Regions from separate parts of the Homo sapiens genome. Here region 1 is linked to region 2. The links are chromatin loops, found by intact Hi-C in ENCODE. Cell type or tissue: natural killer cell. All regions are shown on one strand. Links, peaks and the distances in the headings refer to the core of each region. The heading gives the core; the rest is flanking DNA.

Evidence for each region. A loop is a pair of places that touch in the nucleus more often than their neighbours do. Peaks named below come from ENCODE experiments on the same cell type or tissue, not always from the same donor. Only the 100,000 strongest peaks of a DNase experiment are listed, where the experiment ranks them.
Region 1: it touches region 2 in a loop (17-fold over the local background); 49 of 110 quality-filtered maps call a loop at or near these places.

Annotation. Positions count from the first base shown.
Region 1 is chr10:133,327,213-133,332,585 of GRCh38, reverse strand. All of the region lies in intron 5 of ZNF511-PRAP1 (ZNF511-PRAP1 readthrough), which reads right to left. It overlaps CALY (calcyon neuron specific vesicular protein), which reads left to right. Exons shown (of 6, transcript NM_015722.4): 2 at 3,577-3,731; 3 at 4,571-4,681. The coding sequence starts at 3,597. Among named protein-coding and RNA genes, the nearest start is that of CALY, 7.0 kb to the left of the region's middle. RefSeq lists an enhancer at 2,361-2,440. In natural killer cell, for the core only: CTCF peaks have their summits at 2,453 and 2,653 (motif pointing left); a DNase peak (open chromatin) is centred at 2,665; H3K27me3 peaks cover 2,299 bases.
Region 2 is chr10:133,517,955-133,523,327 of GRCh38, reverse strand. LOC105378575 (a long non-coding RNA gene) reads left to right here. Exons shown (of 5, transcript XR_946512.3): 2 at 1-3,657. Among named protein-coding and RNA genes, the nearest start is that of CYP2E1, 6.7 kb to the left of the region's middle. RefSeq lists a silencer at 2,926-3,125. In natural killer cell, for the core only: CTCF peaks have their summits at 2,827 and 3,030 (motif pointing right); a DNase peak (open chromatin) is centred at 2,987; H3K4me3 peaks cover 408 bases; H3K27ac peaks cover 382 bases.

The DNA of each region.
Region 1 (5,373 bases), core at 279-5,278, 190 kb after region 2:
CTGTCTTCTCCCAGTCTTGGTTTCTGCTTCCATTTTTTGAAGGCTGTTTTGATAAGCAGAAGTTCATAGTTTTAATGAAGTCATTTTATCAATATTTCCTTTTATGGTTAGTACCTATTGTCCTAATGAAGAAACATTTCCCTCCCTGAGACCAGAAAAATCTTCTTCTGTATTATCTTTGAGATGCTTTATTGTTTTGCTTTTCCAGTTTAGGTTTATCCACCTGGAGTAGACTTCTCTGTGTAATGTGAGGTAGGGATCAGGCTCATTGCTCTTGATGTGGACAGCGGTTTACTGAGAGGCAGCCATGCTGCAAATCAGGGTCTGTGTGTGCAAAGTGTGTCACGTGGGACTTTTTCCACCACGCAGTAGCCCCACACCTCTCCATTTCCAATGCTGTGCAACAAGCTAGACCCTGGCAGATGAGACCTCCTCCATGTTCTTTTTTTTTTTTTTCCCAGACGGAGTTTTGCTCTTGTTGCCCAGGCTGGAGTGTGGTAGTGCAATCTCAGCTCGCTGCAACCTCTGCCTCCCAGGTTCAAGGGATTCTCCTGCCTCAGCCTCCCGAGATTCTGGGATTATAGGCGTGTACCACCATGCCCGGCTAGTTTTTGTATTTTTAGTCGAGACAGGGTTTCACCATGTTGGCCAGGCTGGTCTCAAACTCCTGATCTTGTGATCCACCCACTTCTGCCTCCCAAAGTGTTGGGACTACAGGCGTGAGCCACTGTGCCTGGCAATCCATGTTCTTTTCCAAGATACTTGATGTGTTCCTGCCCCTCTGCCTTCCATATAAAATGACAGTGCTTGTCAAGTTCATTTTAAAAACCCTGTTGGGATTTTGCTTAAGATTTACTGCATCTACAGATTGGGGGGTGGGTAATTTGTTTAAACATAGAAACTCCCAAAATCCATAGCCACAGCCTTCCCCATTTACTTGGGGAATTTAGCTTTTCTTGGTCTCTGTCGACAGTGTTTCCTGGATTCCATGTGAAGGCCCTGCCCTGTCCCTGCTCCTCAGCTCTTTTTACACCTATTCCTGAGGATTTGATAGTTTTGATATTATTTAAATTGAGTACTTCAATAAATTATTTATTTATTTATTTTTGCCACTGACATATAGGAATGTAACTGATTTCTGAATACCTTAAATCCAACAACCTTGCCAAACTCACTTTTTGATCCTTATGATTTGTCTATATATTCTTTTGGGGTTTCTAAACACAGACACTGTTTCATGGGTGAATCAATCAGAGTTTTACTTTTTCTTGTCTGGCACTGGAGCTCTTTCTTTGTCCTGCCCTACAGCATTGGCTGAGACCTCCAGCACCATAACTTGTAGAACCGCAGATCGAGGCACTTTCAGGATTCACATTCAGTGAGGTTTGCTGTGGGGATTTAGTGGTTCACTGTTACCGGGTTACAGCACTCGCCTCCTGCCTTAATGCACTAATGGGTCCGAGGAATAGTAAATGAGCCCTGAGTCTTACCCAGAGTTACTTCTGCTCCTCTAGCAATTGATCAGATAACGCTTTTTCATTATTCTGTTAATATGGTGAAAAATATGATTGCTTGTCAAATGTTAAGCCAAACTTCATTTCCAGAATACACCCAAACTGTCATGATATGTTACCTTGTTGTATTCGCTGGATTCACGCTGCTTGAGCTTTGGGGCCTCGCAGTGGTGTGTACGTGTGGCGGGGGCTGGCCTGTGAGCTCCTCTCCGCTGCTGTCCTTGCTGGGTTAGGGACTGAGGCTACGTTGGCCTCAGGAGCTGGTGAGTGCTCCCTTGTCTTTCTGGAAGAGTTTTGTGGACGTGCATTACTTTCCCTGTAAATGGTTGGTAGAATGCTGTGGTGATGCTGTCTGCGCCTGGAGTTCTTTGTGAGAGAAGGTTGTAATGACAGATTCCTTTTTTTTTTTTTTTTGAGACGGAGTCTCTCTCTGTCACCCAGGCTGGAGTGCGGTGGCGCGATCTCGGCTCACTGCAAGCTCCGCCTCCCAGGTTCACGCCATTCTCCTGCCTCAGCCTCCCAAGTAGCTGGGACTACAGGCGCCCGCCACCGCGCCCGGCTAATTTTTTGTATTTTTTAGTAGAGACGGGGTTTCACCGTGTTAGCCAGAATGGTCTCGATCTCCTGACCTCGTGACCCGCCCGCCTCGGCCTCCCAAAGTGCTGGGATTACAGGCGTGAGCCACCGCGCCCTGCCTTTTTTTTTTTTTTTTTTTTTTTTTGGCAGAGTTTCGTTCTGTCACCTAGGCTGGAGTGCAGTGGCGTGATCTCGGCTCATTGCAACCTCCGCCTCCCGGGTTCAAGCGATTCTCCCGCCTCAGCCTCCCGAGTGGCTGGGACCACAGGCGCCGCCATAGCACCGGGCCACAGGTTCCGTGTCTACTGCACACAGGACCTTTCTTTTCTCCTTTGATTGATTGAATACATTTTCTTTTTCTGCTTTTTCCATCCATCAGCTCGGAGGTCATCCGCTGCATTCCTTTTCTCTAGAAGGTCCGCCTGAAGGCGAAGCCGGGCACCCTCGGCTTCTCTGGGTTAGTGGGGCCCGCCCTCTCCCAGCCCCGCGGGGCCCTGCTGTGGCTTTCAGCTCCGCAGGAGACCCGCTCTCCGCGGCCTTTAGCGCCAGGCTCGCAGCTGGGCTGACTCGCGGGTGCCCTCTTGTGGCCGCTCTTTCTCACTTCGTGCGTCTCTGGCAGAGAGCCGCCAGACAGAATGAGGACTGACTTCAGGATAAGCACGTCCCATACCGCGTATTGCGTGGGATGCTCTTATATTAAAAATGAGCTCGTTGCTTATTTGAAATTCAAATTTAGCTGGGTCTCCAGCATTTTTATGTGCTGAGTCTGGCACCCAGCTCTCCATACTGATGTCCGGGATTGTCGGCTTTAGGAGGTTGTCTAGAGTCAGGCGCGGTGGTTCATTCCTGTAATTCCAGCACTGTAGGAGGCCTAGGCAAGCAGATCGCTTGAGACCAGCCTGGGCAACCTGACGAAACCCCGTCTCTACACAAATTTTAAAAATTAGCCAGGCGTGGTGGGGCGCACTGTGGTCCCAGGTACTCGGGAGGCTGAGATGGTAGGACTGCTGAAGCTCAGGAGGCAAAGGCTGCAGTAAGCCAAGAACACACCACTGCACTCCCACCTGGGCCACAAAACAAGATCCTGTCTCAAAAAAAAAAAAGAAGAAGAAGAAGAAGGAGAATAAGAAAGAGGAGGTTGTCTAGAGCAGCCACCAGTGGAAGAAGAAGAAAAAAGAGGAGGTTGTCTAGAGCAGCTGCCGTTGGAAGTCTCCCCCTGCTTCGTGGACAGTCACTGGTTGGGGCGCTGTACCCTGCAGTGCTGTGGGGTCCAGAGGGGCTGTGGGGGTCAAGAAGGTACAGCACCCAGCATCTCGCTGGATTTGACCGGTTTGTCCAAGGAGGCTGGCCTGACCACTTACAGCCTGTCCCTGGCTCTGGTGTGAGGAGCATTAGGCCCAGCTCAGGGTCCTCTGGCTTCAGAGCCAGCTGGCGTGGGCATCCAGGGGGCAGCCTGTGGGCAGTGACTCTGTCTGTCTTTGGACAGGACAAGGACTGCCATCCACCATGGTGAAGCTGGGCTGCAGCTTCTCTGGGAAGCCAGGTAAAGACCCTGGGGACCAGGATGGGGCTGCCATGGACAGTGTGCCTCTGATCAGCCCCTTGGACATCAGCCAGCTCCAGCCGCCACTCCCTGACCAGGTGAGGGCCTGGGCCAGCGTGGGGGCCCTTCTCAGGCTCCCCTGGGAACAAAGGGGTGTGGGGTGAGGTTTGTCTAGATATGGCCTCTTCCCAGGTGCAGTAGAGCAAACAGATGAAGGGCCATGGGGGCCAAAGCCCCAGCTGGCCATGGGCACTCTGTGTGACCTCCTGGTCAGCTCCCCCATATGCCAGAGCTGGGCAAACTGGCTGATGGGTAACCGAGAATTCACGCACTGACTCCTAGACAGCACCCCGCCCACGTGCTGTCCATAGGGCACTCAGCAGGCAACGCTTCCCACCCTTCCCCTCGGGGCATGGCCCTGTCCTGGGTTTAGCCTGAGATCTGGGGGTCCTTGGGCAAGTGACCACTGGGGTTGCTTATAGCAGAAACTGGGGAGAAGCAAAGAGCTCAGCTTGAGCCCAGCCCAGTTTGACCCCCCAGGGAGTCATGCAGCATGAAGGGCACCCCGAGTTGTCCCTGCTGGAGGTGGGGGCAGCATCTATGCTGGGGACCCGGGGCAGGAGGACCACCCCTGCTGGCCAAGGGCAATTCTCCAGCACCCTGAGTTGAAGGCAGCAGGCAGAGTGAGGGGCTCTGTCAGCAGCCCAGCCAGGCCCAGAGCTGCCATGCGCCCAGCAGACAGACTTTCAGCGTCCACCTTCCCTTGGCCTCACTTTGTGGCTGCTGGAGCCCTGCCATCCACCAGACAGTCCTGGGAGATGGGTCAGCGTCAACACCACTGCCACGAAGCTGACGCTGGCTCCCTCCCCTCTCAGTTCAGGGCTCTCTTGGGTCCCTGCCAGCTGCCTACTGAGGCCATGGCCATCTCTTTTCACAGGTGGTCATCAAGACACAGACAGAATACCAGCTGTCCTCCCCAGACCAGCAGAATTTCCCTGACCTGGAGGGCCAGAGGCTGAACTGCAGCCACCCAGAGGAAGGGCGCAGGGTAACCACACCCACCCCACCCACTGTGGGGACTCAGGACAGGAGGAGAAGGTGGAAGGCAGCTGGGGGTGCCTGGGTTCCGTCCAGGCCAGTCTGGGGTCCCCTTGCTCTCAGGGAGGAGAGGGTGGCAGTGAGTCATCCCGCCCAGAGCTGGCCCCACCGGCTGCCCTGCACCCACCAGGCCCCCTCCCGAGGCTGCAGGTGCAGACTGACCAAACAGTGGCGCTCCTGAGATGTTTTTCTTTCTGGGAAGTGCCCGCGAGTGCTGCTTGCTTGTTTGCCCAGTGGGTCATTGTCTCATCTTCAGTGACTTACGGGCTTTCTATGTAATACTTCCTTTCTGCAGTATATCTGGCAAATATCTTCTCTCATCCTCTTGTTTAAATCTGTCAATGTTACTAATGATAGCTTTAGTCATTTTTAGTGGACTGTTTCCAAAGCCTTCCATTCTCCAGTAGACAGATCTGCTAGGGCTCCCCGCCCCTGGCCTCACGTTCCAGTCTGCAGCTCATGTTACCACACATGCACCCACTGTGGGCAGTCACCTGGGAGGCCTGGTGAGTGCAGCCTCCGACTCCCCTGAGGCTGCGGCCCCATCCCCTGGGAGCCCACACCGCAGGAAAACTGCAAATTCCTGCAAGACCCACCTGGGTCAAAGGCCACATCACTTTACCTGGTGGCAGATGTTTCCAG
Region 2 (5,373 bases), core at 134-5,133:
GAACAGATTTTCAGAGCTTCTTATCCTGCCATTCTAGAAGTGCTTCTCTTGTCTATCCTATTTATCAGGAAAATGAGAGCTTTCCAAGAAACTTCCAGAAAATCTGAGATTTTTTAAATTCTTGGTTAGAATGTCACCACTCCTCTGTGCAAGAGGGGCTGGAAAGTGGAAAGACCTTTTAAGTGAATGTGTCAAAATATTAAGGGAATTAGGAATGGGATTGATTACTAATCAATAGTGTGTACCATACTATGGTTGTAAGTATTCTGTGTATTCTTCCAAACTTCAAAAACAATTTATATAAACATACACACACATACTACATTTTGTATTTCACAATTTGTCTATTTTGAGTTGATGAACAATTCAAATGGTTTCCCCAACTATTTATGTTACAAAAGGTGCCACAATGGTGCCCTGTAGATGTATCTTTGTTCAGACATGCACCTATCTCTGTAAGTCAGTTTTGTGGGAGTGGGACGGTTAGGTCACTGGATATGTGGATTTACAATGTTAATAGGTATATAAAACTGCTTCCTCAAAAGGTTGAAACACTTAAAACCCCCCACAGTAGGATGGGAGAGCCAATTTCTACACATCTGCTCCAACACTAGATACTGCCAGTCACCGATAACTGAAAATTCATATGTCATTACTTTAATTTGCATTTCTCTGGTCAATAAAGAAGTAGAGCATCTTTTCATCTACTGATTATTTATTTGAATTTCTTTTTTAATGAAACAATTCCTTCCCTTTTCATATTGGGATTTTACATATTTCCTCTCAGATTTTAAGGACTCTTTGTCTATCAAATAAATAGTAGTTGTTTTCATGTTTGATGGTTTGGAAGTTCCTCCCAGTCTCTTGTTTGATTTCCCATGTAGAAAATTAGATTTTTATACAGTTAAACTTTTCAGACTTTTCCTTTATGGCCTTTGGAATTTAGACAATGTTTTCTAAAAGACCTTCCCCATCAATTATTTTTAATTTAAAAGTCACCATTATGGCCGAGCACGGTGGCTCACGCCTGTAATCCCAGCACTTTGGGATGCCAAGGCGGGCGGATCATGAGGTCAGGAGATCGAGACTATCCTGGCTAACACGGTGAAACCCCCTCTCTACTAAAAGTACAAAAAAGTGGCGGGCGCCTGTAGTCCCAGCTACTCGGGAGGCTGAGGCAGGAGAATGGCGTGAACCCGGGAGGCAGAGCTTGCAGTGAGCCAAGATCTCACCACTGCAGTACAGCCTGGGTGACAGAGCGAGACTCCCGTCTCAAAAAAAAAAAAAAGTCGCCTTTAGAAAAGATCTATGTGGTCTTGTCATTTCTAGGTAAGGTGCCTTGATTTCTCTGACTAGAATCGTGTTTTATTACATTATCTTTTATTTTAAAAATCTACTCAGATATGTTAATATGTATTAAAATTGGCAATTAATCTTCTAATTGTATCTTTTACTGTTATATAAACATCTTTTTGACTCCCCTGATAACTGTTGCTACATGTGTTTGCTTTTCGTAGTATTTCCCTGGTCTATCTCTGCTCATCATAATATTTAAAGTATCTTTATGTTATTTTTGTTCTTGATAGGTGTCCTGTAAACATTCTATAGCTTTGACATAAACGGAAAGTTTTTCCTTTTTATAGAATTAAACGGTCATATTTATCACGATTACTAAATTTGGCTGTTACGATGTGAATGTATGTGTGTGTGTATGCGTGTGTATGTGTGTGCATGTGTGTGTGTGCATGTGTGTATGTATGTATATGTATGTGTGTATGTGTGTTTCCTTTCCCTATGTTCGGATTGATCATTTTTTGTTTGTTCTTTTTGCTTGATGATTTGGACTCCTGTTGTTATTCTACCGGTGGTTACCCTTGAATCTGAAAACACATATAGACCTATAGTTTTTTTATTCACTTGAATAATTTGTCAATATCTTCTGATCTAAACAAGAAGGGACCTTAGCATACTGTTCTTCTCTACTTCTCTTGCAATATACACTCTACCCCAAATCTCAGGAATTTTAGTTTTAGAATATTAGTTTTAAATTTGTTCAAATATACTTCTGTTTTATAAATTAATTTTTATCTAAGGCATTCACATTTTCAGCCACCTATCGAGTGATTATTTGCCCTCAAATATATGCTGTACCAGTCCCTTCGCCTGTTTCTTCTATATCATATCTTGTCTTCCATGGATTCCTGCTCCTAGACACACAACATCTTCCACATAAAATCAGGACCCAATTTTATGTGGAGAGGGTGGGCTGCACGAGGAGGTACACTTGGAATGCCCACCTCCCTGGGCTACTTGACCTCCCTCCATAGCCAACTTCTCTTCAGTGGCAGATCACGTGGCAAAAACATGTTGTCAGACTGACAGCAAACTTGCCTCTCCTCCCTTCACACTCACAAGTAGAAAGCATAAAACATCTCAGAAGTGCTCTAGGAGGATAATCAGTAGCCATAAACCCTTGGACCACAGAGCTACGAGGCAGAAGAATATTACTCTTCTGGGCACCCAAAAGGCTCTGGATAAGAAGGGAGGAGAGTACGGATGGGGCTGAAAACATGCTCAGAATGGCTGATTTGAGGGCTTTCCCCTGGAAACTTCCTCTTGTTTTGTATTGTCAAAAGGTTGAGAACCTTAAAACAGACATTTGTGTGGGCAACTATCTGATGTTCGATGCCATACTTCACTGGAAATAACGACCTTGACAAAAGCCAAACATCTGTTCCAAGTAAAACAAAAGCAGAGAACACACAACCTCGCCGCGTCCAAAGGGCAAGCCACGCTGGTGCAGGAACGAAGCCTCCCGCCTCAGAGGGCGCGGGGCTCTGTGCTGTGTCCTGTCTCCTGTCAGCCGGCTCTGCCCGCACGCTGAGCTGCGGTTATGGCTCCGGGAGCAAACAACCCGGAAGTGGCAGCGCGGCTGGGCGGAGGGCGCCCTCCTGGTTCCGCTGGGGCTGCGGCTCCCTGAGGCCCCGAGGGGACCCCGCTCACCCGGGCCCCGCCCACCAGAGGGCGCCAGAGAGAAGCCACCGGGGAGGCGCCTGCGCTGTTTCCCTGAGCCTCCTGGTACCCCGTTTGAGACACAGGAAAAAACGCGTGAAAGGCTTCTGTAAATTATCAAGTGTGGTGACGTATGAACCCCAGGCAGCCCACTCCCAACCCCAAACAACATCTCATTCAAGCTGCGTCTACCAGAAGCTCGCACATCCAACTGCCTCCCTCCAGAGGTAGCCGCTGTCCCGAATTTTGCTTTGAATGTTCCCTGTGATTTTCTTTTTTATACTGTGTAATTGGATTTTTAAAGGGATTTCATAACATTTATATTCCCGGAGGCTTGAATTTTTTTGCTCATCGTTTTTCGTTACCACGTAGTGAGGTGTTGCTGCAGTTCCTCGACTTTGTGACTCCACAGATACGAATATGTGGCACTTTGTTTAACCACTGTCCTGTCCGATTATTCCCAAGGTTTTGCTACTGCAGACTAGGAACATTTTTGAACATGATTCCTGGAGCACTGTGTAAGAATATCTCTAGGCCAAGTGTATACCTGGGCAACCTAATATACATGGAACCAGATTGTTTTCCAAGTATTTGAACCATTTACCTGCGTCCAGTGGTGTCTAAGTGTTCCTGTTATTCCCAACAGTATGTACTAATAAATTTCTTAATATTTTCCGATTTAGTCAATATAAAATGATATTTAACTGTGGTCCCATTTTGCATTTCCCTGATTATAAAGTAGAGAAACTTTCTCTCCCTATCTCTGTCTTGTCAAAATTATACATACTTTTCTCTGAAATGCCTACTCAAGTATTTTATGTATTTTGCTCTCCTCTTCCCTTGGGGTTTTGGTCTCTCATTGTTTGCAGGAATGCTTTATTCTGATCCGTCCTCAGTTCTATGTGTTGCAATAATTTTTTCCATTCTTTAGGTTACTTTTCTATACTATTTATGGCATTCTTTTTATCAACAGATGTTCTCAAGTTATCAGTCTTGCATTTTTGGATTAGCACTTTCTGAGCTTAAAAAAATCCCTTCTTCCAGCCTGGGTGTTGGAGTGAGACCATGTCTCAAAAAGAAAAATCCTTTCCTAGCCAGAAAGATGATAAAGATAACTGCTTATTTATAAGGTTTTACTGTTCCCATTTATGCCCTAAATCTATGTAGAATTTATTTTTGTACATAGTAAGGACTAAGGAAGTTTGTTTTCCCATATAGATATGAATTGTCCCAGGATCCTGTCTCTGATCCCCAAATCATCTTCCAAAACAAGACAAAGTTCTTACACAGGGAATGCATCAGAGGCCTGTCTCTCCCTGGTCCAATGCCATAGCATTTTAATTATTATAGCTTTATAGTAGTATTGATATCAAATAGTGCAAGTCCTGTGGTGATTCACTCAGGATGGTGGCAGAAATATTAAAGGGACATATTAGGGAAAGTTATAGGGAATAGTCACAAACCTTTTTGGAAGGCTGAAAGGTTACATAGCTTGTAATAATTGAACAGGCTGAAGGCAGCGGGTTCTTACCTTAGAGCATTAGGTCATAGGGTAAATACTAGGGACAATAGAGGCTTCCCCAGTTAAGTCTGTTTACCCTACCTCCATTAACTAACCTTTGAGCCAGATGGCCCTCTTGGTGCGGAGGAGGTTGACCAGGGAAATTGCCCCCTAATGGTATTTAAACCGTGGTACCTGAGCTTTAATCATTCATAGAACTACCGTCTTAACCATGTTAATTATCCACAAGTGTGTTGACTCAGAGCTTCTGTTGTTAAGCGTATACTAAATAAATGCCTGAAGTGCAAGCTGCTCAGAGCCAGCCACAGTGACAAACCTCTCTTGGTGTGTAGGCTGTCGGACACCGAGCTGGACTGGCAAAGCAGAATATCTCTGTGTCAGTGTACGTTGTATTCATCCATCGTTTGGGTCAGGGTCTGCAGGCACACCCCTGCAGCTAATGCCCTCTTGTGAGGAGCAATACCTCGAGTCCCACCACCGTTTTTTATTTCAAGAGTGCCTTGCATACAAATTTTAAGACTCAGTTAGTTAAATTTCCTCAAAAAGTCTTTTGAGATTTTGATTAGAATCACATAAACTCTGTGAATTAAATATCTTTAAAATACTGATTTTTCCTATCCATGATGTGGAATCTGTTTCCATTTATTTAGGCCATTTTAAAATGTTTTCAATAAATTTTATAATTTTCCGCATGTAAATTGTACACATTTTTGTTAACCTTACTCTTAGTTAACGTTGAGTTTTCTAAGCAGAGTTCTTGATAAATTATGTTTTCCAACTATTTATTGCTAGTGTATAGCAATACAAATGATTTTTGCTTATTGATCCTAGAGGCAGCC